Linked DNA regions of Homo sapiens: all the other regions are linked to region 1. Evidence: chromatin loops called from intact Hi-C (ENCODE). Cell type or tissue: heart left ventricle. All regions are shown on one strand. Each heading gives the region's core, and the rest is flanking DNA. Links, peaks and the distances in the headings are about the cores only. Region 1 overlaps COL26A1 (collagen type XXVI alpha 1 chain). Region 2 overlaps LOC100630923 (LOC100289561-PRKRIP1 readthrough). Region 3 has its middle 59 kb from the start of CUX1.

The links. A loop is a pair of places that touch in the nucleus more often than their neighbours do. Peaks named below come from ENCODE experiments on the same cell type or tissue, not always from the same donor. Only the 100,000 strongest peaks of a DNase experiment are listed, where the experiment ranks them.
Region 2: it touches region 1 in a loop (5-fold over the local background); 24 of 110 quality-filtered maps call a loop at or near these places.
Region 3: it touches region 1 in a loop (5-fold over the local background); 2 of 110 quality-filtered maps call a loop at or near these places.

The regions. Positions count from the first base shown.
Region 1 is chr7:101,542,644-101,554,015 of GRCh38, reverse strand. It overlaps COL26A1 (collagen type XXVI alpha 1 chain), which reads right to left. Exons shown (of 13, transcript NM_001278563.3): 6 at 9,920-10,018; 7 at 8,526-8,678; 8 at 6,777-6,860; 9 at 4,793-4,845; 10 at 2,873-2,908; 11 at 640-690. Among named protein-coding and RNA genes, the nearest start is that of LINC01007, 21 kb to the left of the region's middle. RefSeq lists a silencer at 10,914-11,208 and an enhancer at 11,222-11,372. In heart left ventricle, for the core only: no CTCF peak of the experiment used is centred there; a DNase peak (open chromatin) is centred at 5,635.
Region 2 is chr7:102,389,114-102,397,677 of GRCh38, reverse strand. It overlaps LOC100630923 (LOC100289561-PRKRIP1 readthrough), which reads right to left. Exons shown (of 9, transcript NR_038967.1): 5 at 1-58. PRKRIP1 (PRKR interacting protein 1) reads right to left here and starts at 1,315. Exons shown (of 6, transcript NM_024653.4): 1 at 1,141-1,315; 2 at 1-58. The coding sequence starts at 1,266. RefSeq lists enhancers at 797-1,338, 1,120-1,359 and a silencer at 1,380-1,459. In heart left ventricle, for the core only: CTCF peaks have their summits at 6,544 and 6,755 (motif pointing right); a DNase peak (open chromatin) is centred at 6,757.
Region 3 is chr7:101,753,127-101,764,498 of GRCh38, reverse strand. No RefSeq gene overlaps it. Among named protein-coding and RNA genes, the nearest start is that of CUX1, 59 kb to the left of the region's middle. In heart left ventricle, for the core only: no CTCF peak of the experiment used is centred there; no DNase peak of the experiment used is centred there.

The sequences.
Region 1 (11,372 bases), core at 4,538-7,037:
TTTGGACCTCAGATGAGCCCTTCATCCCCTTCATCCACTACCCCAGCTTCAGCCTCCCCTCCTCCTCCCAGAAGCCGCAGGTCCCCACAGCCAAGCCCGTGCCCTGGCTGCCCCCTCCCACTGGCCCCAGCCTCCGCTTGCTCCAATCTTCTCTCCTCAGATTCCCAGTTTGCAAGTCCCTCTTCCTCCATCCATCCTCTACCACATCCAGCAGCCCTGTCCCCTTCAGTCCCCCAGCACCCTTGACCTTGTAAGCACGCCCATGCCGAGACGCCATTCACGGGAGAACCCGGTCCGTTGAGAGGGACTCTGCAGCCTGACGCCTCCTCCAGGGAGACTGTCTTTCCTACAAGTTTGCGACTCCTCTCCCTGTCCCGGGAAGCCCCCCCAAGGGCCAATCACCCCCTCTGTGGCATCCCCACCCAGCCACCTTCTCACTCTCTTGCAATCACTGCTGTACTCAGCTGAGTTCCCATGGGGCTGTGAACTTCTCAGGGCAGGGGCCCTGTACACCCGGTGGCCCAGCACCCAGCTCGGGGCTGGCTGACGGTCAGCGCAGATCTGTGGGGCACCTGCCCTCCCGTGACAGTGCTCACAGCCAAGGAGGCGGGAGGGAACGTGAAGGGCAGCCATGGTTACCTCTGCAGTGGCGGCTTTCTCTCCTTCTTCCCCCTTCACGCCAGGTTCACCCTAAGAAGCAAGTCACACAGTCAACACTGGAACGGGAGGTGGGGGCACCTCTCCACCCTCTCCAGTTCCCTGGGGGCCTGCAGGGAGTCAGGGGCAGGCTGGGCAGGCAGGGCCTGGGAAACGGGTGCTGGGCCCAGGGGACTCCTGCCCTGGGCTGAGCACAGCAGGGGAGGCCACGGCTCCGGGGCACAGCCTGCTCAGCCTGGCATGGCAGGGAAGTGTCCAGGGTTGGCTGTAAGTGCTTCATTCTGCTTCTGGGGCAGAAGAGACTCAGGCTAGGAAGCCGGCAAGTTCATGCCTGGGCCCTTCCAGGATTGAGTAGCCTGCCTGGAAGGGCTGCTGTCTGTCTCCAACACAAGGCCAGTAATACCAGATTCAAAGTCACATATTTTATTGTATTTTATTTATTTATTTATTTGAGATGGAGTTTCACTCTTGTCACCCAGGCTGGGGTGCAGTGTTGTGATCTCGGCTCACTGCAATCTCTGCCTCCTGTGTTCAAGCGATTCTCCTGCCTCAGCCTCCTGAGTAGCTGAGATTACAGGCATGCGCCACCATGTCTGGCTAATTTTTGTATTTGTAGTAGAGACGGGGTTTCACCATGTTGGCCAGGCTCATCTCGAACTCCTGACTTCAGGTGATCTGCCTGCCTTGGCCTCCCAAAGTGCTGGGATTACAGGCGTGAGCCACCGCACCCAGCCAATTTTTTGAGACAGGGTCTTGCTCTGTTGCCCAGGCTGGAGTATAGTGACGCGATCATGGCTCACTGCAGCCTCTACCTCCTGGGTTCAAGTGATCCTCCAACCTCAGCCTCCTGAGTAACTAGGACTATGGGCACGCACCACCACAACCCAGCTAATTTTTTAATATTTTTATAGAGATGGGGGTGGGTCTCACTATGTTGTCCAGGGTGGCCTTGAACTCCTGGCCTCAAAATGATCCTCCTGCCTTGGCCTCCCAAAGCACTGGGGTTACAGGTATGAGCCACCACCATGCCCAGCTCACAGTAACATGTAAATGTCCAGCTACTACTGTGTGGCCTTGAGTGGGTCACTGTACTTCTTGGTGCCTCAGTTTTCCCAACTGTAAAATGGGATCAGTAATAGTATCTATCTCATCTGTTGTTAGGAGGATTAAGTTAATCAATAGGGACAATGAGCTTAGATTAGAGCCTGGCACCTAGAAGTGCCATCATTGTGTCTCCTGTGTTGTGTTTGGTCACTAGACAAGCACGGGAGGAGGCATGGCTTGGGAGCTTGACACTCCCTGGTTCAAATCCAGGCTCCACCACTGCCTCGCTGTGTGGCTTTGGGCAAGTTACTTAACCTCTCTGAGCCTTAGTGGCCAGTTTTGGCAAACGGGGATAATAAAGCATGGTCTCTTGGGGTCGCTGTGAAGCTTACATGCGCTGTGGGGGAAGAGAGCACCTCCACTGTGGCCAGCACATAGTAGGTGCTCAGCAAAGCTCCACTCCTCCTCCCCGCCCCACACCCCTACAGTGAGGCTTGGGCATCAAGGAAGCGCCTGACTCCTTGGCCCTAGAGGCAGGAGTCTATACTCATAATTTTTTTTTTTTTTTTGAGATGGAGTCTCACTCTGTCACCCAGGCTGCAGTGCAGTGGCGTGATCCTGGCTCGCTGCAACCTCTGCCTCCGGGTTCAAGCAATTCTTCTGTCTCAGCCTTCAGAGTGGCTGGGACTGCAGATGCGTACCACCACACTCAGCTAATTTTTGTATTTTTAGTAGAGACAGGGTTTCACCATGTTGGTCAGGCTGGGAGACTCATAAGTTCTTGTTTCCAAGAAAGTCGATTAAAGGAAGGCTGTCTAAGCCTATTTCTGGGAGGTTCAGAGAAAAGAAGGGACTTCCCAGGTCACACGGCATGTTAACCTATGGCCCCAGGCCACACAGCGCATGAATGAAAGGCCAGGGTCACACAGTGCATTAATCCAGGGCTGCAGGCACTCAGGACTGTCAGCGCACTCTCTGGAGGTCGCTTCCCTCCTCACCCCGCAGCAGGAGGCGATTTGAGTCCTTTCTCAGTCCCTCCCTGTTGCCTGAGCTCCAGCAGGGCCACCCAGGGCTGAACCCCCCCACCAACCCCCGCCACCCAGTGCCCTGGGCTTGCATCAGAGCCTCTGCCTGGGAGTGGCCCAGGCCCATCTGCACAGCCCACACTTACGGACGGCCCCACTGTGCCTCGCTCTCCAGCCAGGCCCTGCAGAAAACCAAAGGAAGCGTGTGAGGCCTGCCGGTCCTGGCCAAGTCTCCAGTGCCCTCTGGCCACCCCCCTCCCCGCCCACTGTGCTCTGAGTCTGCAGAAGAGGAAGGGAGAGGAGGATGGCCCGGCCGGCACGGGAAGGGCAGACTCAAAGGCCTCCAGTCCTGGAGCCACCTGGAGCTGCTATTGACTAGGGACCCCAGCTGAGCCCTCAGTCTTCTCACCTGCAAAATGGGCCAATGCCACGTACGGCTGTCAGGCAGAGAAGGGGAGCAGGTGGTCCGGTGTGTGGAGAGAACTAGTGATACTAACAGCGATGGCCAGGGTCCCACGTGTGCTGATGTCAGCCCAGACGGCTCCCGGGAGCCCCAGGCCCGTGTCCAGCTGTCCCCTGACATCGCCACCCAGCTGACCATGAGGTGCCCACTCCCCCTCTCTCCAAAGGGAACTCCTGGTGCCCCCCATCCCGAAGCCTCCCCTTCTCAGGAAATGCCTCCCTGGTCCTCCCAGCTGCTCCTGACAGACACCAGGGAGTGAAACTACAGCCTTCCCTGCCCTTCTCACCAGACTTATTCCATTGGCCAGACATGCCGAGTCTACTTTCTATTTTTACATATTTAATTAATTAATTAATTTTTTTTAATGAGACAGGGTCTTGCTCTGTCACCCAGGCTGGAGGGCAGTGGTGCCATGAGAGCTCACTGCAGCCTCCAACTCCTGGGCTCAAGCCATCCTCCCATCTCAGCCTCCCAAGTAGCTGGGACTACAGGCGCACGCCACCACACCAGGCTAATTTTTAAATTTTTTATAGAGATGGGGTCTTGCTATGTTGCCCAGGCTGGTCTCAAACTCCCGGGCTCAAGCGATCCTCCCACCTTAGCCTCCCAAAGTGCTGGGATTACAGGCGTCAGCCATCTCACCTGGCCCCTCAGAGGAGCTTTTTAAAGATGTAAATAAGATCATGGAATCACCCTCCCTGAAACTCAATAATTCCATCCACTGTAACAAAAGCCCACACCTGGGACCCGTAGATAAGGCCCTGCCCACTGTGCCTCATCCGACACCACACACTCCATTGCTCACTACCTGCCAGCCTTTTCCCTGCCTCAGGGCCTTTGTACCTGCTCTTCCTGACTTCTGACAGCTGCAGAGGCAGGGCGAACCTGGGGTTAGGGGCTGAGTCAGGCTTGGGGTGCCGCCTCCCCATGGGCAATTCTCAGGGCAAGGTGAGGGGCTGAGGCAGAGATTCTGTGACCTGGCCCAACTCTGCCTACACCCTCTGTACAACCTCAGGCAGCATCTGGTCTCTCTGGGACTCAGTTAGCTCATCTGTGAAATGCGAGTGATGCTAACACCTCCCTGGCATAACAGGAGGAGGATATACTCAGCAAAGAGTCACTGCTGCTAATAAAATTAAAATCTCGGCTGGGCGCAGTGGCTCACACCTGTAATCCCAGCACTTTGGGAGGCTGAGGCGGATGGATTACTTGAGGTCGGATGTTCGAGACCAGCCTGGGCAACATGGTGAAATCCCATCTCTTACTAAAAATACAAAAATTAGCTGGGCGTGGTGGCGTGCGCCTGTGGTCCCGGCTAATCCGGAGGCTGAGGCAGGAGAATCACTTGAATCCAGGAGGTGGAGGTTGCATGAGCTGAGATGGCGCCACTGCACTCCAGCCTGGGTGACAGAGAGAGACTCCATCTCAAAAATAAATTTAAAAATAAATAAAACAAAATAAAATAAAATCTCACCGGCCAGGCCGACTGGCTCCTTCCTGAGTGACTCTTGCTGGTAAAAAGGTGCTTCTTCTCCCCTAGGGAGACAAGGCCACCCGCCACCCGCCGCCTCCCACACCCTACCTAAAATGGCAAAGTCCTTACCTGGGATCCAGGTGTTCCTGGGGGTCCTGGGGGACCTCGAGGCCCAGGGGGACCTGTGGGCAGAGTCACAGATGGTCACCTGGGGCCAGAGAGGGGGCGCCCCCAGCCTCCCACCCCAGCACCTGTTCTTGATCTGTCTCCATGGGAAGTAAAGGAGGGTTTGGGAATGAATGGTGTGGGGAGGAGGGAGGCACACCCCCTCTCAACGAGGTCTCCATCCTCGGAGCCCAGGGTCCTCTCCACCGGCTGCCCACAGCTCCCACACCTCCTCCTCCCAGGGCCTCGTCCACGACGCAGCCCCAATCCCGAGACCCGGCAGGCAAGGGAGGAAGTCCGTCCAGACTGCTCCCACGCCCCAGCCAGTTGGTCCCCTGGTACGTCTCTCCGGTCTTTCCCGCCTCGGGACCTGGGACCCATCCCTCTTGCTGGGGTTACTATAACAGCCTCCTGATCATCGACCCTTCCTATGGCCCCCAAGAGTACACTCTCAAAAATCCAAGCCCAGTTACATCCCTTTCAGGGCTCCTGAAGTCCTCAGCCCGGCCCCTTCCCACCCTCCCTGCCCCAGCCAGACACCCTCCTGGCGTCTCTGCTAAAGCTGTCCTTCCTCCTGGAGCCTCCCTATTCCTCCACTCTCCCAGCAAACCCTTTCCTACTGGTTTTCCTACCAGTCTGACACAGAGCATCACCTCTTCCAGGAAGCCTTCCCAGCTTTCCACTGCTTCTCCAGGCAAATCCCTTATGTAAACCAGCCACCGCCCATGGCCACTGAGGTTTACACGTCTGTCTGCCCCATGGGATGTGGAGTACCCAGAGGGCCGGGCTGGGTCTCATGTGTGTGCCCAGCTCAGGGAGGGAGATTCATGACTAATCTCCAGCCTGCTAGGAAGAGTAAGGTCTTGGTCTCTCATGACCCCACACGGGCCCAGGGAGGGTCTCTCATGATCCCTCCCTGTGGTGCAGGGAGCCGCATGTTGGGCTGTCCAGCATGGCCTGGCTCCCAGGTTTGGAGAGGGCATGTGAGGACAGGCACTCCAGGGGACAAATGTCAGGAGTCTGTCCAGTTCTCCAGAGACCTGGCATGTCACCTGAAGGCCCCCAGGTACCCTCTGAGCTTACTCCCTCTCCTCCCTAGAGCATCTTCTGAAATGTCACGTTTTGACGGCGCCTCCCCGCCACGCCCCAGCTTCTCCCTTGTAGCTCCCTCAGATCCTGTCGAAGTCACAATTTATGATGATATTCCTGTCCTCCACCAGAATGAGAGTTTCTCGATGATGTTTGTTTTGATTATTCAGGAGTTCCGGGAACCTAGATCACTGTCTGGCACATGTAGTGGCAGATGTTCAATGAATGTTTGTGAGACGCACAGAGAAATGAATGAATGAATGAATAAACGAATGAATGAATGAACGAATGAATGAATGGACAAATGAATGAATGAATGAACGAATGAATGAATAAATGAATGAATAAAAGAATGAATGAATCAGTGAATAAACAAATGAATGAATGAATGAATGACTCCCTTCCCGGGCAGAAAGGGACAAGGCAGTCAGCCCTGCATTCTTCCCCCAATGAGGAATGTGGATGATGGAAGGTCAGGCCAGGACTGACAGCCAGGTCCCAGCCCCTTTGAACCCCTTGGTTTCTGCCTCAAAGGTAGGGACTTCCTGCCACCTCTGTCCTGACCCCATCCCCCACTGGTGTGTGTCCCACTCTGGCCCATGCAAGGGCAGCCTCATGCAGGCATCTTATTCCAGCAGAATCACGTGGGTTTCATGCATCCAGTCCCCCAGGGGCACTGCCACTAGGAAACGAGGGGCTTCATTTCCTGCCACACAGCGGGTGGGACAGACCCAGTCCCCAGCATTGCCCAGAAGCCATGGACCGCCAGCCGACCTCCAGCTCCCCTCAAGGCCCCATGGCTCAGGCCAGCCCTGGGGGGATGGAGTCCTCAATGCAGGCCAGCCCACCATTCACTTACCTGGTGGACCAGGGGGACCCCGGGGTCCTGGGACACCTGCCAGCACTGTGTCCACGATGGCAGAGGCCAGCCTTGAGTCTCCATCTGTGGGAAGAGCGGAGCGGCCAGGGGTCTGGTGGGGCAGACCTGGCAGTGCTGGGAGGCTGGTCCGGGGCACTGAGCCCTGAGCCAGGCCACACGAAGCCCAGGGGGGCTCCTCCCATCACCCTGGGGCCCGCTGCAGATACTGTTGCCCCCACTGCTCAGAGGAGCACGGAGAGGCCCAGACAAAGAGCAGGGAAAGCCAGGTCGGTCAGCTTCATATAAAACATAAATACCTTCTAGAACATTCCAGGCTCTTCAGACTCTGGGTCTGCCCTGCTCACTTCTCCAATGCCCCAGGCTGGCATCTTCTTCCAGGCTCCATCCCACAGGCCCATCCTGCTGCACCCAACTGGCTCACTCCTCCAGGAAGCCCTCCATGCCCACCCCTCTGAGCTGTGCCTGGGGAGTCTGATTACATCATGGCGACCACACTGCCTGGAGCAGGGGTGGAGTCTGTTTAACAACCCATCTCCCATGGCCCTCCAGGATGAGCCCCTCACCTGATTCACCCTGGCCAATCCTGAACCAGACCCAGGGCCCCAGGGCAATGCCATCACCTTCCTCATAAAACCCTTCCCCAGGCTGGGCACAGTGGCTCACACCTGTACTCCCAGCACTTTGGGAGGCTGAGGAGGGAGGATCACTTGAGGCCAGGAGTTCAAGACCAGCCTGCCCAACATAGTGAGACCACATCTCCAGACCAGCCTGGGCAACATTGTGAGACCCCATCTCCACTCAAAAAAAAAAAAAAAAATTAGTTAGATGTGGCGATACATGCCTAGGGTCCTAGCTACTCAGGAGGCTGAGGTGGGAGGATCCCTTGAGCCCAGGAGTGAGAGGCTGCAGGGAGCTATGATGGCGCCACTGCATTCCAGCCTGGGCAACAGACCCTATGTCAAAAAAAATTAAAGTAAAAATCTTCCCCAGTTGCCGGGACACTTAACCAGAAATGATGCTCCTCTCAGGGCTCACGGACTCCTCTGCCTGGCCTCCCACTACCTCATGGTCCCTTAGGCCCAGAGTCCTGGTCCCGTCCACTCTCTGCACCTCCTTGTCCCCACCTCCCAAGGTAGAAGTGGACATTTCTGTGTGTTCAGAGGCTCTCTTGGACTGGCCGGTGCCCCCGAGGGCCGGAGTTTGTTTTGCACATTGCTGTGTCCCCAGTGGCTAAAATCCTGTGCCTTGCACATAGTAGGTGCTCACTAAACACCTGCTGAATGACCTGCAGTGAGGGCGGGTGAGGAACAAGTACAATAAGGGATAACCTTGGTGGGGTGGGGTAGCCAGGTAGGGAATCTGGGCCAAGTCAGCCAGCAGAGTGAACTTTGGGGCTCACAACCCCAAAGGCAGGGAGCTGAGCACTGAGGCAGAGACAGGCCACTTTGGGGCCAAAAGCAGGGCTTGGGGCTAGCCCTGGGTCCACTTGAGGATGCTTAGCCCCAGGACCAAGCCTTGCTCCCAAGCTGTTCCCTGTCATCGTCACTGGCAGGCCCTGGACACTGCATGGAGGGCTTCCTGGAGGAGGCCTGCAGGAGTGAGCCAGTTGGGTGCAGCAGGATGGGCATGTGGTGGGGTCCACTTCCCAGGATCCTTTAAGGAAGGCTGATCCCTCCCAGAACACAGCGTAGCTCAGCCCTCCCTTGGCCCCCCAGGGGCATTACTCACTGTCTTTGTCTGTAGGCGGCTGCAGGGAGTAGAGGGCGCCCTGGGGGCTGTTTGGTGAGGGGCCTGGGTTGCCTGCTGGGCCGGGTGGTCCTGGGGGGCCGGGGCGCCCCATCTCTCCAGGAAGCCCACGGGGCCCTGGAGGCCCCAGGAGCCCTGCAATGAGGAAAAGAACAGTCACTGTGGCAGCCGGAGCCTGGCGGGTGGCTGCAACTTACAAATGGGGAAACTGAGGCCTTGAAAGAAACAGGGTTGGTCAGGGGCCCACAGGCAGTCAGTGGTGACCTCCGATCCACAGTCTTCCTTGGGGGTGTCCTGGGGTGTAAATGAAATGGGCTTCCCTTCCCAGCCCAGTCCAGAGGGGACACTTAGTGGCAGCTTGGGAGGGTGAGGGGGGCAGGGACGGTGAAATCAGCAAAGGCTCTGGCCAGAGGCCCATTGGTCCCTCCCAGGGACTTCAGCCCTGTGGCAGGAACACCAAGTATAAGCCACCATCCTGGGCTGGCCCTGTACCTGCTGAACCAGGGGTCCTTCCCCGGCAGGACCCAGGAGGAGTTGAGAGGGTGGTCTCTGGAGGTGTTTAAATGGCTGAGAACTGCTCCTGGCCCCTGACAGCCTCGATGCTCATGCCTGTACCCGAAGCCCCTGAAGACCCTGTTTTGGCCAGGTGTTGTGGCTCACCCCTGTAATCCCAGCACTTTGGGAGGCCAAGGCAGGCAGGTCACCTGAGGTCAGGAGTTCAAGACCAGCCTGGCCAACATGGTGAAACCCTGTCTCTACTAAAAATACAAAAATTAGCCAGGCATGGTGGCAGGCACCTGTAATCCTAGTTACTCAGTAGGCTGAGGCAGGACAGTTGCTTGAACCTGGGAGGTGGAGGTGTCAGTGAGCTGAGATTGTGCCACCGTGCTCCAGTCTGGGCGACACAGCACAAGACTCCATCTCAAAAAAAAAAAAAAAAAAAAGCCAGGTGAGGTGGTGGCTCACGCCTGTAATCCCAGCACTTTGGGAGGCCAAGGTGGGTGGATCATCTGAGGTCAGGAGTTCGAGACCAGCCTGACCAACATGGTGAAATCCTGTCTCTATTGAAAATACAAAATTAGCCAGGTGTGGTGGCGCATGCCTGTAATCCCAGCTACTCAGGAGGCTGAGGCAGGAGAATTGCTTGAACCCGGGAGGCAGAGGTGGCAATGAGCCGAGATGGCATCACTGCACTCCAGCCTGGACAACAGAGCGAGACTCCCTCTCAAAAAATTAAAAAAAAAAGACCCCGTTTTTCTGGTACCCAGCAAGATCAGGGCTGTGGGTGCGTGGGACACCTCGCCTGTTCCAGTAGAGAAGAAAGCCCAGCCCCTTCCGCAGGTTGACAACATCACATATGTGGGGGGTTTTCTTACCAGGCGGCCCCGCTGGACCCTTCTCTCCTGTCTGGCCTCGGTCACCTTTAGACCCGGGGGGGCCTGCAGGCCCTGGTGGTCCTGTCTGCCCCGGGGGCCCTGGGGAGAGAAGGAGACAGGGCATCAGAACATGGTGGACCCCCAGCCTCCAGTGGCTCCAGGCCTGGCCCCCTGGGCTGTCAGCCTACGTTCCCCCAGGAGCCCTGCCTACCTGGGACTCCCTAAACAGGCAAAGGCACTCACATCACCTTGGAGCTGGTTATTACAACTTACAAACCAGCTTTGCACTTACAAACATCTATGATTCTAAGAACTGCTTTCGTTCCCATTTTCAATGTGGGGAAACTGAGGCTCAGGAAGGTTGGTCCCTTGCCCAAGCTCACACAGCCAGGCTGCAGATGAAGTTGCTTAGCTCCAGGTCCCTCTCTCACACCCTGCTGTCTCTCTGCTTAGGGTCAAGAACCGGGCTTGTGGCAAAGTGCTCCCCAACAGGTGGCCTCCGAGGAGGCCCCAGGAGGTCCTGAAGGATGGATCTTCCCAGCTACAGATCTCTAAACCCCAAGGGTGGACAAGGAGATGGAGAGGTAAGGCTTGCTGTGTGGCCAGGGGACAGCCTTTTCTCCCTCTGGCCCAGAGAGGATGCTGAAAAATGTTTGCTCAGCACCTTAGGAGGCTGAGGCAGGAAGATCACTTGAGCCCAGGAGTTTGAGACCAGCCTGGGCCACATAGTGAGACCCCATCTCTACAAAAGATACAAAAGTTAACCGGGCATAGTGGTGCACGCCTGTGGCCCCAGCTACTGGGGACGTTGAGGTGGGAGGATGGCTTGAGCCCAGGAGGTCTGGGCTGCAGTGAGCTATAATCACACCACTGCATTCCAGCTTGGCTTACAGAGCGAGACCGTCTCAGAAAAAAAAAAAAAGTTTGCTGATCTGATGAAGGGACCTGCACTGAGTCTTAGGGCCCTTTGCACTCTGCCTGCATGGGACTGTGGTATGGTGGGGAGGGCCTGGCTGGGGGCTGCTGGCCTCGGAAGAGCCCCACCTGCGCTCTGGAATCCAGGTTGGCTGCAGGTGTCACCATGTGTAGAGTGTGTGCCCCACCTGGTGGCCATTCTTGAAACTGCATTTTCCCCTGGTTGGAAAGGTCTTGCCAGGCATGCGCTTTCGTGGGCCTGGGTCCCCGGTGGGATGGGAAGCCCCTCCTCCTCCATCCCCCAAGAAAGATCTGAAGAATGTGGGCATGAGGTAACGCTCTGGGGGTGAGACCTTAGGGACAGCGGCTCGAGGGGTAGGCCGGGGGCCAGAGTGAGAGAGGTCCCCCTTCCCGTAGGAGACCTGAGCTCGGCCCTCCTCCCGCAGCCTTCAGTCCCTTTCCAAGAATGCAGGATACCCTACTCTCCTTCCCCGGCCCTGGGACTGGCCACTGGAGGCCACCTGTGTCATGCATCTCT
Region 2 (8,564 bases), core at 5,289-7,788, 840 kb before region 1:
CTGGGGGAGGTCGAGGTGCCCATTCACTCATTTTCTCTGGAATTGGAACTGCTTTGTCCTGCAACATTTAAACATGAAAGCATTTAAGTATAAACCTGTTGACAAAATTATATATCTCCCTCTCTTTTTTTAGAGACAGGTTCTTGCTCTGTTCCTCAGGCTGGAGTGCAGTGGTGCAATCAGAGCTCACTGCAGCCTTGAACTCCTGGGCTCAAGTGATCCTCCCGGTTCAGTCTCCAGAATAGTTAGGACTCTCAGGCGTACACCACCACACCAGGCAATTTTTTTATTTTTGTAAAGACAGGGACCCACTATGTTGCCCAGGCTGGTCTTGAACTCCTTCCTGGCCTCGGACCATCCTCCCGCCTGGCCTCCCAAAGCGCTGAAATTACAGGCAGGGGCCACAGCACCCAGCCCAAGTTACATCTCTTAAGACCAAAGAATTTTAATTGACTAATGAAGCAGGACTGCTTTGCTACTTGGACACAGAGCTGATTTTGTGTTCTTCCCTCTGTCGTGGCTTTTTTCATCCTATGTACTCTTGGGTATAACACAGTCCACACCTTCCCAGGGCTACGCTTTCCAGAGCAGAACTGAAAAACCTAAGCCATAGTTTCCAGCTAGAAACCGCCAACTTTAACACTACTAGATAAGAAGAGTCAAGCTTTTCTAGTTAAAGGTATAAAGGACGTTCCCGTTCAATTGTTTTTATGATTGAGGGGACCGAGGCCCAGAGGGGGTGTGAGCGGGAGAGGAGTGACCAGCTCCAAACGTCTCGGCCACTGTCTCTCTAACGATCAGTGTTGTTTAGAGTATACCCTTTTGCTAACCCACAAATTCTACCTTTTCAGTCTAACGCTTTTTGTTCACAGAAAGTTAAACCAGAAGGGGTCTTGGAGCACGGGAAGCCGCTCCACCGTGCTTTGATTCAAGCTGGGCTCTCACACAAGGACAGACGGGAAGTTCACTATCTCCGGGACAGCCTCCTTCTCCTCCTCCTCCCCAAAGACTGCTCTTGGAGGGTCGGATACTGAGTTTCTGAGTTTGGAGGCGGGGAAGGTGGACCTGCGGGAACCCTGAAGCGCTGCAGAGGAAGGGGGTGGGCCTCGGACGGGCCGTGGAGCCTGGGCCTCGTCTCACCGGGTTCTTCATGAGCCGCTCCAGCTTGAGCTTCTGCTCCTCCGCCGCATTCTTGGGGATGACGAGCGTCTGCGGCTCTTTCTTGGGCCTCGGTGGTCGCACCGAGGAGGCGGCTGGGCTAGCCATGGCAGCCTTCCAGTTTCACAAGCGAGCGGCGGCGTCGGCGCGCAAGTATGACGACACAGCCGCGCGCCGGCGACGCATACGCAGTCTCCGCAGAGGGGAACGGAGGCGGGGTTGCAAGGCGCAAGCAGCCTGCTGAATATTCATGAGCCTGAGGCTGGCGTGGGTTATTGTGTTCAAAGCTGCGGGGTTTCATTTCCTGTTCCTGAACAACAAATCAGTGCAGCTAGATGCTCACGTCCCTGAAGGGGAGGTGGCCCTCCGTGCCTGAGTAGCCTGGCCCTAGCCGACCTCTCCAGTCCCCGCGGGCGTCTTCGTGCCACCGAGCAGCCCCGCTGATGCTCTCGGCACCTCCTCCCCGTCGGCTCTCCTCGCCTCCCGGCTTTGTCCGGGCACTTCCTTGGATCTGGTGCCCCCTCCTCCATTTCTGACAATCTCCTGTTTACATAAGACAGCGCAAACATGTCACTGAGCTTCCTGAAGACTGGGACATTCCTCCTTTGTCCGCCTTGAATTACTCTATACCTGGCCCCCCGCAAATACACCTCTGCCAATGAATGACCGTCTCGTAGTGTGAGGCACAGTAATAAACCTAAGGAACCATGTCTGCTCATTCTGCTTGCGAGCAGGATTTCACAAAGGCCGTGACTCGGTGACTGAGCGCAGCCCTCTCCAATAACGCCCTGAACAATAAGCTGGGAAGAGCGAGAGAGAACACAGGTTTCCACCTCTCTTGCCTGAACACTGCATTTTTAGAAAAGACAAGTTCAATGATCCTAGCCCCTGCCTCTTCCTGTACATAATCTCTGACGGGATTAATGATTATGCTTCTATAACTTTTTTTTTTTTTTTAGAGACAGGGTCTCGCTTGGTTGCCCAGGCTGGAGTGCAGGGGCTCGATCATAGGTCACTGCTGCCTTGAACTCCCGGGTTCAGGCACTCCTCCCACCTCAGCCTCCTGAGTAGCTGAGACTACAGGCGCATGCCACCACACCCAGTTAATTTTTTATTTTTATTTTTTGCAGAGACAAGGTGTTGCTGTGATGCCCAGGCTGGTCTTGAACTCCTGGGCTCAAGCGATCCTCCTGCCTGGGCCTCCGAAAGTGCTGAAATTATAGGTGTTAAGTCACCATGCCCAGCCAAGCCTCTGTAATCTGTAACTAGATAATACCCTCACACACAGCCTTGATGAAATTTTGCTCTATTGTTAACTTCTGAGCACATTAGATATAACTTTTTTTTTTTTTTTTTGAGACAGAGTCTCACTCTGTCCCCCAGGCTAGAGCTCAGTGATGCAATCTCGGCTGACTGCAGCCTCTGCCTCCCAGGTTCAAGTGATCCTCCTGCTTCAGTCTCCTGAGTAGCTGGGAATACAGGTGCACGCCACCACGCCTGGCTAATTATTGTATTTTTAGTAGAGATGGAGTTTCACCATGTTGGCCAGGCTTGTCTCGAACTCCTGACATCAGGTGATCCACCCGCCTCAGCCTCCCAAAGTGCTGGGATTATAGGCATGAGCCACCACGCCCAGCTTGATATAACTTCTGAGCACATGCAGGGCACCACCAACTGTATATAAATGTTTTTATATAAACTGTATATAAATATAAATATATAAATGTGTGCTGAAACTCTGTTTTGGAGCAGTTTAACAAACTCTGTGAAAGACTTTCCCTGGTTACAGTCCTCAGTAAGATTGCAAAAAACCAACCTTAATTTTTTAAAAGCCTGATTTTTTGTTTAGTTGACATTGAGAAACAGAAAAGGCCCGGCATGGTGGCTCACACGTGTAATCCCAACGTTTTGGGAGGCCGAGATGGGCAGATCACTTGAAGTCAGGAGTTTGAGACCAGCATGGCCAACATGGTGAAACCCCATCTCTATTAAAAATACAAAAATTAGCCAGGTGTGGTGGTGTGTGCCTGTAATCCCAGCTATTCAGGAGGCTGAGACAGGAGAATAGCTTGAAACTGGGAGATGGAGGTTGCTGTGAGCCAAGATCGTGCCACTGCACTCCAGCCTGGGTGACAGAGCAAGACTCTGTGTCTAAAAAAAAGAAAAAGAAAAAGAAAAAAAAATTAGAGAGAGAAAGAGAAAGAGAAAAGCTGTTGCTCACATACATTTGGTGTTACAGACCATAGGCTGTTTGGCTCCCCTTGTAATGAAACTTAACAGGGATCCAAGCAGATTTCCCAGACAAGGCATTTATTTCAGAGCTTGTGCTTGAGTGCAGGGAAGACAATGGAAGCAGAAGTGAAGGGATCCTCCAGCTGACTTGTGGAAGAGCCAGTGGGGAATTTTTTTTTTTTTTGTGAGACAGAGTGTTGCTCTGTCGCCAGGCTGGAGTGCAGTGGTGCGAACTCAGCTCACTGCACCTCCGTTTCCCAGGTTCAAGCAATTCTCCTGCCTCAGCCTCCCGAGTAGCTGGGACTACAGGTGCACGCCACCACGCCCGGCTAATTTTTTGTCTTTTAGTAGAGACAGGGTTTCACCATGTTGGCCAGGATGGTCTCAATCTCCTGACCTCATGGTTCGCCCGCCTCGGCCTCCCAAAGTGCTGGGATTACAGGCATAAGCCACTGCGCCTGGCTGGGAATTTTTTTTATTAGGCAAAGCATGGGAATTGACATCAGGGGTAGGGTATGCAGGCTGGGCTGGGCAAAGCACGTGAGGGTATGCAGGTCGCATATCTGGTTTTGAGGGTATGCAGGTCGCATATCTGGTTGCGATGGTTATCTTAAGTAATGAGTCACCTGGTAGTCTGGCTGGTGGCAACAAGGGTGTCAATCAATTGTTCAGCATTCCTTCCCGAGGTGGGACACTCCGCAAGCTTCATTTGATATTTGGATCTCCTAAGGCCAGTCTCTGGAATTCTTTTTTTTTTTTTTTTTTTTTTGAGACAGTTTCGTTCTTTATTTTCTTTGTATGACTAAAGCCTCGGGGTTAGCAGCTATATTGTCAGCGAGGCAATGGTGTGGGTTTTGTGATCAGTGGGACAAAAGAAGGAAAAAGGGAAAGGATGTGAAGGAGAAGCTCTGTCCAGTTCCTGTTCTGTTTCCCTGGGAGCTGGACAGACATTCACAGCTGGGTCTTGGTGTTCTCTTGTCAAACAAAAGTAATTTCCAGGACACCAACATCACACAAGACCATTCCGTGACCACAAAAACCTGGTGTGGTGGCTCATGCCTGTAATCCCAGCACTTTGGGAGGCCGAGGTGGGCAGATCACCTGAGGTCAGGAGTTTGAGACCAGCCTGGCCAACATGGTGAAACCCCGTCTCTACTAGAAATACAAAAAATAGCCAGGCGTGGTGGTGCACACCTGTAATCCCAGCTACTCGGGAGGCTGAGGCTGGAGAATTGCTTGAACCTGGGAGGCAGAGGTTGCAGTGAGCTAAGATTACGCCTTTGCACTCCAGCCTGGGCGACAGAGCAAGACTCTGTCTCAAAATAAATAAATAAATAAAAATAAAAATAAAAGAAACATTTGCTGGAGGGACATGGGCTCCTAGGGACAGGGTCGCCCTCCCACTGAGTCCCCAAGAGGATGAACAGGTGGACAAGTGGATGGTACCTGGAGGGTGAAGTGTTTGTTCTCCAAAGGTCATTCCTGGCTGCCCAATAGTGGGTGGTTTTCTAGGAGCTCAGGGTGGAATTAAGGGTCCTTAGTGGCCCAGGTCTGTCACTGGAACCTGGGGAGGGCTTGGCCTGGCTGGGGCCATGCACACAAACTCACCCAGGATCACACACATTAGCAACCAGTACCTCACTTTTCTCCAAACACTCCACAGAACGAAGGTTTTTGTCTACAAAACAAAGCATCTTTTCCTCCTTGGAGAACTCCCATACAGGCTTCTCAACTTGGCCAAAATGCTACCTCCTCCAAGAAGCCTTCTCAGATTGCCTCTCCCACCCCTCACTTCCAGGAAGTGAATTGCTCCCTTCTTGGTGCTCTCCCAGCTCTGAATCCCAATAACTGGTGAAGTAGTTACCACTATGTCCTCACCATCTGTGTCCCCATGGGCTTGGCAGTGTGGTGGGCTGGGCCAGAATCCCAGCATCTAACCCTGGCATGGTGTAGAGTGGGTACTTCCAGGATGCTTGGAGAATAAAGGAATGAAAACATATATGAAGACTGAATAGACGTGTCAGTGAGATGAGCAAGTGATGGATGAATGAATGAATAAGGACATTAAGAGAAAGAATGAAGACTCAATCAATAAAAGGACACTTAATAAATGAACATGTGAGGCCACGGACTATCAGAAAGCCACAGAGCCAGGAGTGCGGGGCAGTGTCTGTCCGGTTGGTAAAGGTCTCCCTGGCACCCCCAGCCTCAGTGTCTGTCACAGAGCTGGTGCTTGGCAGATATCTGCTGGATGAAAGTTAAGCGAATGAATGGAGTGAAGGAATGCATGAAGGCAAGAGAGAGTTAAGGCATGTGGGTGTGAAGGAGCTGGTAATAACTTCAGTGTCTAAGTCTGGTCTAAATTGTGGACATATTTATCAGCAGATATATGTTTTTCAATAGACGGGGTCTCACTCTGTCACCAGGCTGGAGTGCGGTGGTGCCAGTATAGCTAACTGCAGCCTCGAACTCCTGGGCTCAAGGGATCCTCCTGACTCAGTGTCCAGAAAAGCTAGGGCTACAGGCAGGTACCACTATGCCCAGCTAATTTTTCACATTTTTTGTAGACATGGGGTATTGCTATGTTTCCCAGGCTGACCTCAAGCAATTCTTCAGCCTTGGACTCCTGAGTAGCTATGACAACAGGCTGGTGCCACCACACTCAGCTAACTTTTTATTTTTATTTTTTGAGAGGGAGTTTCTCTCTTGTCACCCAGGCTGGAGTGCAATGGCGCGATCTCGGCTCACTGCAACCTCTGCCTCCCAGGTTCCAGCGATTCTCCTGCCTCAGCCTCCTGAGTAGCTGGGATTACAGGCACCCGCCACCATGCCCGGCTAATTTTTGTATTTTTAGTAGAGACAGGGTTTCGTCATGTTGGCCAGGCTGGCCCCGAACTCCTGATCTCAGGTGATCCACCCGCCTCAGCTTCCCAAAGTGCTGGGATTACAGGCGTGAGCCACCTTGCCCAGCCTAATATTTTATTTATTTATTTATTTATTTATTTATTTATTTATTTATTTGGTAGAGCTGGAGTCTTGCTATGTTGCCCAGGCTATCATCCTGATTCTACTGAAATGGAACTGAGGCCCAGAGGAGAAAGCAATTGGCTCAGGGCCACACAGACTCAAACCCAGCAGTCTAGCCCTGGGTCTGTGACAGCCTGAGTGATTATGTGACTCACACAGATGGGACAGGGCCCCAGCAGACCCTGGCGGGAACCCTGGTGGCACCCTCCTAGGTGGCACCTTCCTGGTGGCACCTTCCTGGGGCTGAGGTCAGATTTGAGGTCCGGCTCCCTGGGATGAAAGGCCGCCTCACAGATGCCCACAAGTCTCACACCCAGGGTGATGTCCCTTCTGCCACCAGAGGGCAGCAAATCCCCACCCAGGTCCCGCCACTAGGAGCCTTAATCCACCTTTCCTGAGATCCAGAACTGGGCACCCAGGGAGCAAGGTCTACTGGCTGGAAGATACCAGTGCGTTGCAGACTGGCAGACTGGGTGCCACCTACCCTGGGCTTGCACAAGCAACCTAACCTCTCTAAGGCTGTTTCCTTATGTGCAAAATTGGTACAAGCGAATCTACCTTGTCGCTGGCACATGGGTAAAATGACGTTTGGACATGCAGTGTCCAGCAGAGCCTGACATTCAATAACATGGCTCACGCCTGTAATACCAGCACTTTGGGAGGCTGAGGCAGGTGGATGATCTGAGGTCAGGAGTTCGAGACCAGCCTGGCCAACATGGTGAAACTCCGTCTCTACTAAAAATACAAAAAAAATTAGCCGGGCGTGTGGGGTGGGGGGAGCTGCCTGTAATCCCACCTACTCGGGAGGCTGAGGCAGGAGAATTGCTTGAGCCCAGGAGGCGGAGGCTGTACTGAGCCAAAATCGCACCTCTGCACTCCAGCCTGGGAGACAGAGAGAGACTCTGTCTGAAAAAAAAAAAAAAAAATAGGTGACCACACTTGTCCTAGTTTGATCCTAGGACTGAAGGGTTTCCCAGAAAGTGGGACCTTCAGTGCTAAAACCAGGAGAATCTTGGGCAAGCCAGGATGGTTGATTACCCTAGACGAGTGGGTACTCCTATCTCAATTCTTTGAGTAGTGGTTGATACTTTAAGTACTAAAACAGCAGGGTTTTTTTTCTTTTTTCTTTTTTTCTTTTCTTTTCTTTTTTTTTTTGAGACAGAGTTTCACTCTCGTTACCCAGGCTGGTCTCAAACTAGAGAAATGAAAATATATGTCCACTGACTGACCTGTATGCAAATACAAACAGTAGCTTGATTCATAATTGCCAAAAACTGGAAACAACCCATATGTCCATCAAATTGAGATCTAGACCTACAGGGAAATACTACTTAGCAATAAAAGGAAGGAGCTTTTGCTGAGTGCGGTGGCTCATGACTGTAATCCCAGCACTTTAGGAGGCTGAAGAGGGAGGATCACTTGAGGCCGGGAGTTCAAGACCAGCCTGGCCAACAAGATGAAAGCCTATCTCTACTAAAAATACAAAAATTAGCTGGGCATGGTGGTGTGCACCTGTAATCTCAGGTACTTGGAAGGCTGAGGCAGGAGGATTGCTTGAACCCAGGAGGCGGAGGTTGCAGTGAGTCGGATTAAGAAGGTGGATTAAGATATCATACCACTGCACTCAGCCTGGGCGACAGTGAGACCCCATCTCAAAAAAAAAGGGGACCAGGTGTGGTGGCTCATGCCTGTAATCCCAGCACTTTTGGAGGCCGAGGCGGGCAGATCACGAGGTCAGGAGATCAAGACCATCCTGGCTAACAGGGTGAAACCCAGTCTCTACTAAAAATACAAAAAAATTAGCCAGGTGTGGTGGTGTGCACCAATAGTCCCAGCTATTCAGGAGGCTGAGGCAGGAGAATGGCGTGAACCCGGGAGGCGGAGCTTGCAGTGAGCCGAGCTCGTGCCACTGCACTCCAGCCTGGGCGACAGAGTGAGACTCCATCTCAAAAAAAAAAAAAAGAAAAAGAAAAAAGAAAAAGGAAGGAAGGACCTCTTGAGGCTTGCAATAACGTGGATGGATCTCAGATGCATTATGTTTAGTGAGTGAAGTCAGATCTATTAATAGAAGGCCACAACCTGAATGGTTCCATTTACTTGATGTTCTGGAAAAGCCAAAATGATAGGGATGGAAAACAGATCAGCAG
Region 3 (11,372 bases), core at 5,507-8,006, 210 kb before region 1:
TTTGCATTTATGGATGATTGCCCAGGCAGCAGAATGGCATATGTGTTGGAGGCACAGAGACTAGAGGCAGAGGGACCATGGAGGAAGCTGTAGGAGCTGGGGAGACCTGACCCAAGGCTGTGTCGTAGGGGAGGGGGAAGCGGGTGTGGGCTGTGAGCCAGGAAATGGAAAAGCGGGTAAGGTCCCTGAGTGCCTTGTTGCTGGCAAAATCCAGATGCTATGTTTGATTTCCTTCCTCCCTCTGGATTGGTTTGGGTGGGAGTCAGGCTGGCCTGACGGATGGAGGACGTCCTCCCTGGTGAGGCTGTTGGACAGAGCCCAAATTCACAACCAGGCAGGCTTTTCAATTCCAGGGCCCAGCCTTCCAATGGGCATCAGTGACCCTGGCTGTCCTAGGGGTCTGGCTTCCCAGGGAGCCCCACTCCTCTTTATGAAACAAAAGATAAGAGCAGCAGTTCTCAAACTTCAGTGTGCATAACAGGTGATCGGGCAGGTGTTTAAAAGTGCAGGGCTAGGCACGGTGGCTCATGCCTGTAATCCCAGCACTTTGGGAGACTGAGGTGGGAGAATTGCTTGAAGCTGGGAGTTCAAGACCAGCCTAGGGAACATAGTGAGACCCTGTCTCTTCAATTTTTTTTTTTTTTTGAGACGGAGTTTCACTCTTGTTACCCAGGGTGGACTGCAATGGTGTGATCTCGGCTCACTGAAACCTCTGCCTCCCGGGTTCAAGTGATTCTCCTGCCTCAGCCTCCCGAGTAGCTGTGATTACAGGCATGTGCCACCACGCCCAGCTAATTTTTTATTTTTAGTAGAGATGGGGTTTCTTCAGGCTAGTCTTGAACTCCCGACCTCAGGTGATCTGCCCGCCTCGGCCTCCCAAAGTGCTGGGATTACAGCTGTGAGCCACCACACCCGGCTGACAAAAATTTTAAAACATTAGCCAGGTGTAGTGGTGCGCACCTGTAGTCCCAGCTACTTGGGAGGCTGAAGCAGGAGGATCAGTTGAGCCTGGGAGATCAAGGCTGCAGTGAGCTATAATCTGCACCTCAGCCTGGGCAACAGAGTGAGACTCCGTATCTCTTTAATAAAAAAATTTGGCCGGGCACAGTGGCTCACACCTGTAATCCCAGCACTTTGGGAGGTTGAGGCGGGTGGATCACCTGAGGTCAGGAGTTCAAGACCAGCCTCAACATGGAGAAACCCCGTCTCTACTAAAAATACAAAATTAGCCAGGCTAAGTGTGGTGGTGCATGCCTGTAATCCCAGATAGTCGGGAGGCTGAGGCAGGAGAATTGCTTGAACCTGGGAGGCGGAGGTTGCAGTGAGCCGAGATCGCACCATTGTGCTCTAGCCTGGGCAACAAGAGCAAAACTCCGTCTCAAAAAAAATAAATAAATAAAATAAAATAAAAAATAAAAATTAAAAAACTTGTTTTAAATGCATGCAGACACCTAGGTCCCATGCCCAGAGATTCTGTGGCAATGTGTCTGATCCTGGGACAGGCACCGGTGTTTGTCATATCAGCCCCATCCAAGGTGGAACAAGGTCTGCTTTTGGGGGCCGGGAGCAGGGAGTCCTTTCTGGATGTGAAGGATGGTGCTAGCTAACACCAGCATCCTCTTAGTGCCAGAGGAGGAGGCTGTCTCTCCCCAAAGGTGGGCAAAGGGCCTGAAAAAGCACCCCCTCCCCCCCCAATTTCTATTTGGGAGAGGGTTGAGGGTTGAAATCAGGTTGGGTAGAGAAACTGGGAACTTGTCTTCAAACTGAATTTTCATGGCCTTTCCACTGAGGTTGTATGATTTTGGAGGTGGTGGCTTGGGTGTTGGTTGGGTTTATGGGTGGCCACAAGTCATCCCCTGCTCCTGCCACTGCCAGTCACTTCTTTTTTTCTTTTCTTTTCTTTTTTTGAGCCAGAGTTTCTCTCTGTCATCCAGGCTGGAGTGCAGTGGCGCGATCTCGGCTCACTGCAACCTCCGCCTCCTGGGTTCAAGCAATTCTCCTGCCTCAGCCTCCCGAGTAGCTGGGATTACAGGCGTGCACCACCATGTCTGGTTAATTTTTGGTATTTTTAGTAAAGACGGGGTTTCACCATGTTGGTCAGGCTGGTCTTGAACTCCCGACCTCAGGTGATCCACCCGCCTCAGCCCCCCAGAGTGCTGGGATTACAGGGCATGAGCCACCGTGCCTGGCTTTTTTTTTTTTTTTTTTTTTTTTGAGACAGATTCTCACTCTGCCACCAAGTCTGGAGTGCAGTGATGCAATCAGCTCACTGCAGCCTCAACCTCTGAGGCTCAAGCTATCCTCCCACCTCATCCTCCTGGGTAGCTGGGACTATAGGTGTGCACCACAATGTCTGGCTAATTTTTCAATTTTTTTTTGTGGAGATGGGGGTCTTGCTATACTGCCAAGGCTGGTCTTGAACTCCTGAACTCAAGCAATCCTTCTGCCTCAGCCTCCCAAAGTGCTGGGATTACAGGCCTGAGCCACCCTGCCTGGCTGCCAGTCACTTCTATGAAACCTTTGCTCCTTCCTCCTCACCCCACCAGGAAGAAATGACCTACCAATCTCCTGCAGTTATCCCACTGTAACTGTGATATAGTAAGAAATAGATCTATATTTGGTCTGTCTCTGGTTCTAGGCACAGGCCTCCAAAACCCTTGGAATTTCCTGAGTGCTAGGAGTGTCTTTTATTTTTATTTTTTTATATGTATTTTTTGAGACGGAGTCTTGCTCTGTCACCCAGGCTGGAGTGCAGTGGTGCCATCTTGGCCCACTGCAACCTCTGCCTCCTGGGTTCAAGTGAGTCTCCTGCCTCAGCCTCCCAAGTAGCTGGAATTACAGGTGTGTACCACGACACCCAGCAAATTTTTGTGTTTTTAGTAGAGACTGGGTTTCACCATGTTGGCCAGGCCGGTCTCAAACTCCTGACCTCAGATGATTCGCCCACCTCGGCCTCCCAAAGTGCTGGGATTACAGGTGTGAGCCACCACACCCGGCCCAAGAGTGTCTGTTATTATTCATCACAAACTCCTTTCCACCAAATCTGAGTTTATGCTAATGAGGTGACACTTTCTGGGCCACTAGACAGTTTCAGGATGGGGGTGGATGCCAGAAAAACCAACCACATGATTAGAAGGTGGGAACTTTCAGCCCCAACTTGGACCTGCAAGGAGGGAAGAGAGACTGGAGAGTGAATTAATCACCAATGGCCAATGATTTCCTCAATCATGCCTATGTAATGAAACCTCCATAAAGCCCTTAAATGACTGGGTTGAGGGGGCTTCGAGGCTGGTGAACACATCAAGATGCGGGGAGAGGCTGGGTGCAGTGGCTCAAGCCTGGAATCCCAGCACTTTGGGAGTCCGAGGTGTGTGGATCACCTGAGGTCAGGAGTTCGAGACCAGCCTCAACAGGGAGAAATCCCATCTCTACTAAAAATACAAAATTAGCCGGGCGTGGTGATGCATGCCTGTAATCCCTGTTACTAGGGAGGCTGAGGCAGGAGAATTGCTTGAACCTGGGAGGTAGAGGTTGCAGTGAGCCGAGATCGCGCCATTGCACTCCAGCCTGGGCAACAAGAGCGAAACTCCATCTCAAAAAAAAAAAAAAAAAAAAAGATGCGGGGAGCGTGGCTTGCTGGAGAGGGCACGGAAACTCCACCAGTCCCCCACCCCTCGCCCTGTGTAATCTCTTCTGTGTCTTCATCTGTATCCTTTATAATATCCTTGAAGATGAACCAATAATAGTAAGGAAAGTGTTTCCTTGAGTTCCGTGAGCCATTCTGGCAAATTACTGAATCTGAGGAGGGGATTGTGGGAACCCACAACTTTATAGCCAAGTTGGACAAAAATGCGGATATGGGGCTGGGTGCCGTGGCTCACGCCTGTAATCCCAGCACTTTGGGAGGTCAAGGCAGGAGGATCGCTTAAATCCAGGAGTTTGAGACCTGCCTAGGCAACATAACGAGGCTCTGTCTCTACAAAATAAAAAATAAAAATTAGCCGAGCATGCTGGCACGCACCTATGGTCTCAGCTGCTTGAAAAGCTGAGGTGGGAGGATTGCTTGAGTTCAGGAGATCGAAGCTGCAGTGAGCTATGATCCTGTGTGCCATTGCACTGAAGCCTGGGTGATAGAGCAAGACCCTATCTCAAAAAAAAAGTGGGTCCTCTGTGCACTCAATACATGTGATTGGCATCTGAAGTGGGGAGCAGTCTTGTGGGCCTGAGTCCTTATCCTGTGGGATCTGCCCTAACTCCTGGCAGTTAGTGTCAGAATTGAATTGAATTGCTGTGTGTGGTGGCTCACGCCTGTAATCCCAGTACTTTGGGAGGCCGAGGCGGGTGGATCACTTAAGGTCAGGAGTTCGAGAGCAGCCTGGCCAACATGGTGAAACCCCATTTCTACTAAAAATACAAAAATTAGCCAGGCGTGGTGGCGCACGCCTGTAGTCCCAGATACCCAGGAGGCTGAGGCAGGAGAATCGCTTGAACCCTGGAGGTGGAGGTTGCAGTGAGCTGAGATCATGCCATTGCACTCCAGCTGGGCAACAGAGAGAAACTCTGTCTCAAAAAAAAGAAAAAAAGGAATTGAATTGAATTGGCCGGGTGCTGCAGCTCATGCCTATAATCCCAGCACTTTTAGAGGCTGAGATGGGAGGATCACTTGAGCCCAGGAGTTCAAGACCAGCCTGGGCCACATAAGAAGATTCTGTCTCAGCAAAAAGAATTTTTTAAAAATTAGCCAGGTATGGTGGTGCTGTAGTCCCAGCTACTTGGAAGGCTGAGGCAGGAAGATTGTTTGGGTCTGGGAGGTCAAGGCTGCAGTGAGCTGTGATTGCACCACTGCACTCCAGCCTGGGCCACTGTCTCAAAATAAATAAATAAATAAATAAAATAAAGAAGAATTGATTTGAATTGTGGGACACCCAGTTGGTGTCTGGAAAGTTGGAGAATTGGTTGATGTGGGGAAGAAAACCTCACACGTTTGGGTTTGGTGTTAGAAGTGTTGTAAATAAAAACGGTTTAGAATTGTCAACAGCTGTCTTACCTTTGGAGTTATGAGCTTTCCAGGCCAGGAAATGGATTGTTCATCTGTGTGTCCAGGGTTTAGCTGTGTCCCTGGCATGGAAATGTTCCTCAAAAGTCCAAGGAGTAAGAGGGTGAATGGAACATCCTAGGAGTGACCCCGATTTCCCAAAAAGGCAGAGAAGAAAAACTGCATTAATGTCAAAAACCTGTTAGAGAAGTCAGACAATGTGGAATTAGCTACATATGCGTGAAACACAATTCATCATTCCCTTTTTAAAACAATTTATTTTATTTTATTTTATTTTATTTTGGAGACAGAGTCTTGCTCTGTCCCCCAGGCTGGAGTGCAGTGGTGCGATTTCGGCTCACTACAACCTCTGCCTCCCAGGTTCAAGCAATTCTCCTGCCTCAGCCTCCCAGGTAGCTGGGATTACAGGCGCTCACCACCGTGCCCAGCTAATTTTTGTATTTTTAGTAGAGACAGGGTTTCGCCATGTTGGCCAGGCTGTTCTCGAACTCCTGATCTCAGGTGATCCACCCGCCTCAGCCTCCCAAAGTGCTGGAATTACAGGCGTGAGCCACTGGGCCCAGCTCTTTTTAAAACAATTAAAACTTTTTTTCTTTCTGTAGAGATGGGGTCTTGCTGTGTTGCCCAGGCTGGTCTCAAACTCCTGGCCTCAAGCAATCCTCCCACCTCAGCCCCCTGAGTAGCTGAGACTACAGGCATGCACCACCAGGCCTGGCTAATTTTTAAATTTTTTGTAGCTGGGGTCTTGCTATGTTGGCCAGGCTGGTCTGAAACTCCTGCCCTCAAGCAATCCTCCTGCTTCGGCCTCCCATAGTGCTGGGATTACAGGTGTGAGCCACCACACCTAGCCCATTCTTCTCTTTCTGCTGTAGTAGTATAAAATAATAGTAATAATAAAAAATAGTTATCTCCTTATCAAGATAGAAAATGAAAGCTGGCTGGGCACGGTGACTCATGCCTGTAATCCCAGCACTTTGGGAGGCCACAGTGGGAGGATTGCTTGAGTCCAGGAGTTCGAGACCAACCTGAGCAACATAGTGAGACTCCATCTCCATAAAAGAGAAATTAAAAAGACACTTACAAAAGAAAAATGAAAGCCAACACCACGGGATCCATCAGTTTAGCATCCTCAGTTGACAAATATTGTGCCTGCTGACTGAAGTAAACTTATTCATGTTGATAAGTGCATACCTTTGTATTGCGGGGAAAACAAATGTTTTACTCTCCTTCAATCATTGGATACATTGATCATGGTCAGCTATGGTTTCTCTCTTGGTAAGTGCAATTATTGGAAAAAAGATGTGAAAATCAAATGCTGTGTTTATATTTCTAAGAGTTTGGCTCAGTCAGTCTAAAAAGCCTGTGGATAAGTGGAAACGTGGGAGCGTTTTGAGTCCAGGGCAGTCCGATTCTGAAGGTATTGACCCCATTCTTAGGAATGCCAGCAATGTTTTTTCTGTTTTGTTTTGTTTTTGAGACAGGGTCTCACTCTGTCACCCAGGCTGGAGTGCCATGTCGCTGTCATCGCTCACTGCAGCTTCGACCTCCCAGGTTCAAGCAATCCCTCCAGCTCAGCCTCCCAAGTGGCTGGGGCTACAGGTCTGTGCCACCACACCTACCTAATTTTTTATGTATTTATTTTTCTTGAGATGGAGTTTCACTCTTGTTGTCCAAACTGGAGTACAATGGCGCGATCTCATTTCACTGCAACTTCCACCTCCTGGTTCAAGCGATTCTCCTGCCTCAGCCTCCCAGGTAGCTGGGATTACAGGCGCCCACCGCCAGGCCCAGCTAAATTTTGTATTTTTAGTAGAGACAGGGTTTTGCCATGTTGGCCATGATAGTCTCAAACTCCTGACCTCAGTTGATCTGCCCGCCTCAGCCTCCCAAAGTGCTAGGATTACAGGCGTGAACCACTGTGCCTGGCAATTTTTGAATTTTTTGTGTAGACAAGGGTCTCCAACTATGCTGCCCAGGCTGGTCTCAAATTCCTGGACTTGAACCATCCTACTGCCTTGGCCCCCCAAAATGCTGGGATTACAAGTGTGAGCCACCATACCCGATCTGTTTTTCATTCTTGAGTCATGTTGTCAAATGGTGGGACTCAATGTTTCAAGTATGCCTTTATCACCAATACTTAATCTGTATGTAAATGATGGCAATATAGATATAGAAAATTATAGGGTTTCATGCCAGGATGCCACACATAGTTTGACATTTGTGAGAGATAAGCTAAAATTTATTTCTACTTTATTTTTAATTTTAAGTTTTTTGAGACAGGATCTTGCTCCATTGCCCAGGCTAGAGTGCAGTGGTGTGATCATAGCTCACCGTAGCCTTGAACTCCTGGGCTCAAGCAATCTTCCCACCTCAGTCTCCCGAGTAGGTGGGGCCACAGGCATGCACCACCATGCCTGGCTAATTTTTTTAATTTTTAGTAGAGATGGGGTCTCGCTATGTTACCGAGTCTTAAAATGTATTTTTAATGTGTGAAGAGTTTAAGGCAAATCTGGAAGTGATGAAAACTCTTGGAGTCAGATTTGCAGGGTAGGAAATGGGGTAAAAAAAACACCCTCCCTGGCCAGGCGAGGTGGCTTACACCTGTAATCCCAGCACTTTGGGAGGCCGAGGCAGGTGGATCACTTGAGGCCAGGAGTTCGAGAGTGGCCTGGCCAACATGGCGAAACCTCATCTCTGTTAAAAATACAAAAATTACCCCGGCATGGTGGCATGTGCATGCAGTCCCAACTACTCGGGAGGCTGAGGCATGAGAATTGCTTGAGCCTGGGAGGCAGAGGTTGCAGTGAGCTGAGATCATGCCGCTGTACTCCAGCATGGGCGACAGAGCAAGACCCTGTCTCAAACAAAACAAAACAAAACAAAAAAAACCCCTCCTCATTGTTTCTGTCAATGTTTTGCAGAGCAGACTCATTTGCACAGTACAAGGAGTTTCTGCTTCGAAAAAGAAAATCTCTGTAAAAATTCTGAAAATACAAAAGAAGTAAAATGCACCTGAAATCATTTGCAATTGGGAGAGGATATTGATTTCCTAGTGAAACTGTCACTAACAGATTATTATCTGCTCACTCATAACAGCTTGAGGAAACAAGAACACACCTGAAATTCAAGGTTAAACTATTTTATTTCTTGCAAAACAGTGTTTATCGTTAAGGAGTCATGACAAGAATATTCCTTCTGTGAATAAAGCCAATTTGGAGGGAGTTTTGGGAGGCCATAAAAGAGAGTGATTCTAATGTATGAATCTGTTGATGCCTATAGAAGTCAGCAAATTCAAAATGAAATCACCAGAAAAATAAAAGCCGAAACATTGCAGGGCATGGCAGATGAAATCAATGTTTCCTGATAATATGCAAAGGCCATCTCTGGGATGGGAAAGAACCACTGTAGTTTAGGTAAGAAAAATCTGAATCGCTATCTCAATTTATAGAGACTCTTTGATTTTGCTGGTATTGAAAAGATGACTAAGACTAACTTATATATATGGTCATAAAGACATACATAAGTTGAGGCCAGGGGCAGTAGTTCATGCCTGTAACCCCAGCACTTTGGGAGGCAGAGGTGGGAGGATTGCTTGAGAGCAAGAGTTTAAGACCAGCCTGGGCAACATTGCAAGACCCCATCTATCTCTAAAAAAGGAGACATATGTAGACTGGGTATGGTGGCTCACGCCTATAATTCCAGCACTTTGGGAGGCCAAGGCGGGTGGATCATTTGAAGTCAAGAGTTCGAGACCAGCCCGGCCAACATGGTGAAACCCCATCACTAATAAAAATACAAAAATTAGCTGGGCATGGTGGCAGGTGCCTGTAATCCCAGCTACATGAGAGGTTGAGGCAGGAGAATCGCTTGAACCCAGGAGGCAGAGGTTGCAGTAAGCCGAGATTGAACCATTACACACCAGATTGGGTGACAGAGGGGGACTCCATCTAAAAAAAAAGACATATATAAGTTGCCCATATATTATAAAGTTGTGTGTATATATATATATATAAAGTCGTGTATATATATATATATAAAGTTGTATATATATATATAAAGTTATATATATATATATATATAGACTCATTCACATAGCACAGGAGTTTCTGCTTTGAAAAATAAAATCTCTGTAAAAATTCTGAAAATACAAAAGAAGTAAAGCACATCTGAAATCATTGCAGTTTGGGCGAGACGAAGATATTGACTCCCTAATGAAACTGTCAGTAACAAATTATTATCTGCTAATCAAAGTGGAATTTGTCACATGGGTGGCCGAATTCGCAACAGAAGGGTGGACACATCTGTGGGGAACCCTGGCTGCACCGCAGTATTGTACAAGGTGGAATAACGGGGTCTGTGCAGGCACATCGGGGACCATTGTCCTTTGCAATTTGTGATGCTGACACTTTTGTAGAAAAATAAAAAAACCGCGACGTGCTTTCGTTGCATTCAAGCCTTTGTTCCATGTTCTGGCATTCATCTGTGAAAAGACTGGCGATTACCCAAAAACACATGTAACGGGAGTGGCGGAGAGACCCGCAGGACGCTGGGTAACTGCTGAAAACATATCGGGTCTCACATCGCGAGGCTGGATGTGATTGAGTGGCTTCCAGCGATTGCTGAAACTTGGGAAGCAGTATTAAACGATCATCAGACACACAGGTGGCCCATGAATGGAGAATTCCTTTACACGTGCTAAATGTGATAGGAGTGTTTTTCCTGATGTGTTTCAAAGTGAAACCATAGACGTGTTTTCATTGCCTTCAAAAGTAAAAGCAATCTCTCACTGTTTATCATCTCAGGGAAATGATGACTGTTTCAAAACCGTTTGGTAGAGAGAGAGGAAAGGAACCTTGCCAGAAACGAATCTCAGGAGTTCAAAGTGAAAACAAAACAAAAAAAAGAACCTTCCTTTTGGGAAAGAAAAAGTCTGTTGTGGCGCAGGATGTGTATGTGTGTAGGAGGAGGGAACATGGAAATTCAGACAGGGAGTTTTCCCCTCCTTTGTCAGAACAGCATGCAACGATATTCAACCTAGAAAGATTTGGTTACTGCATTACTAAATTTAAATGCATATTTTTCAGTGAATAATGATAGCAAAAGAAAGTACGTTTTAAAATCACTGCTTAAATGCATTGAACTGGCTGGGTGCAGGGACTCACACCTATAATCCCAGCACTTTGAGAGGTTGAGGCAGGAGGATCACTTGAGGCCAGAAGTTTGACACCAGCCTAGGCAAAATAGCAAAACCACTCTACAAAAATAAAAACTAAACATTAGCTGGACATGGTGATGCACACCTGTAGTCCTAGCTACTTGGGAGGCTGAGGTGGGAGGATCATTGAGCCCAGGAGTGAGAGGCTGCAGTGAGTTATGATTGCATCAGTGCACTCCAGCCTGGGTGACAGAGCGAGACCCTATCTCCAGACAAACCAAGCAACCAATAGATGAAGCAATGGCCACATGCATGCAGATAAACGGGATAATAGTCTTTTTTTTTTTTTTTTGAGATGGAGTCTCGCTCTATCCCCTACGCTGTAGTGTAGTGACATGATCTTGGCTCACTGCAACCTCCACCTCCCGGATTCAAGCCATTCTCCTTCCTCAGCCCCCTGAGTAGCTGGGATTACAGGCGCCCACCACCATGCCTGGCTAATTTTTGTATTTTTAGTAGAGACGGGGTTTCACTCTGTTGGACAGGCTGGTCTCAAACTCCTGACCTCCCGTGATCCACCAGCCTTGGCCTCCCAAAGTTCTGGGATTACAGGTGTGAGCCACTGTGCCCGGCCGGATAATGGTCTTTCTTACTTGATGCAAGAAAAACTCTAAAACTTCAGTTTCACCAAAGCTACACAGAGCTCAGCCTCTGCCTGGATCACTGGTCTTGGCTGGTGGTTCAGCTCTGTCGCCTAGTAAGTGCCTACCTCTCGGCTCTGCAGTTCGCCCTGCGAGGCACACAATTGCCCTGCAAATAGGAAAGTAGGGACTTCAGAGAGGACAGACCCCGCAGAGGCCTCTCTCTGACTCTGCATGACCCCTCTGAGTGAGATGAGATGGTGGACTCTCTCTGCATCGTTTTAACGTCCATTTAAACAGGGTCGTTCAAGCAGCTGGAGCTGAAAGCCTCGTCCCGGAACCCCGCTTGTGGGTTTCAGGATAAAAATGTGTAGTCTACTGAGAGCTCAGAGTGAGAAATCAGACCGGGGAGAGCCTGCACGGGAGGCCAGATGCCGTGGCTGAGCACCAACTCCGCACCTTTTCAGCTGGGTGGGGAAGCTGGAAGCTGGGCTTCTAGGACCCTCAGTTTCTTCAACTC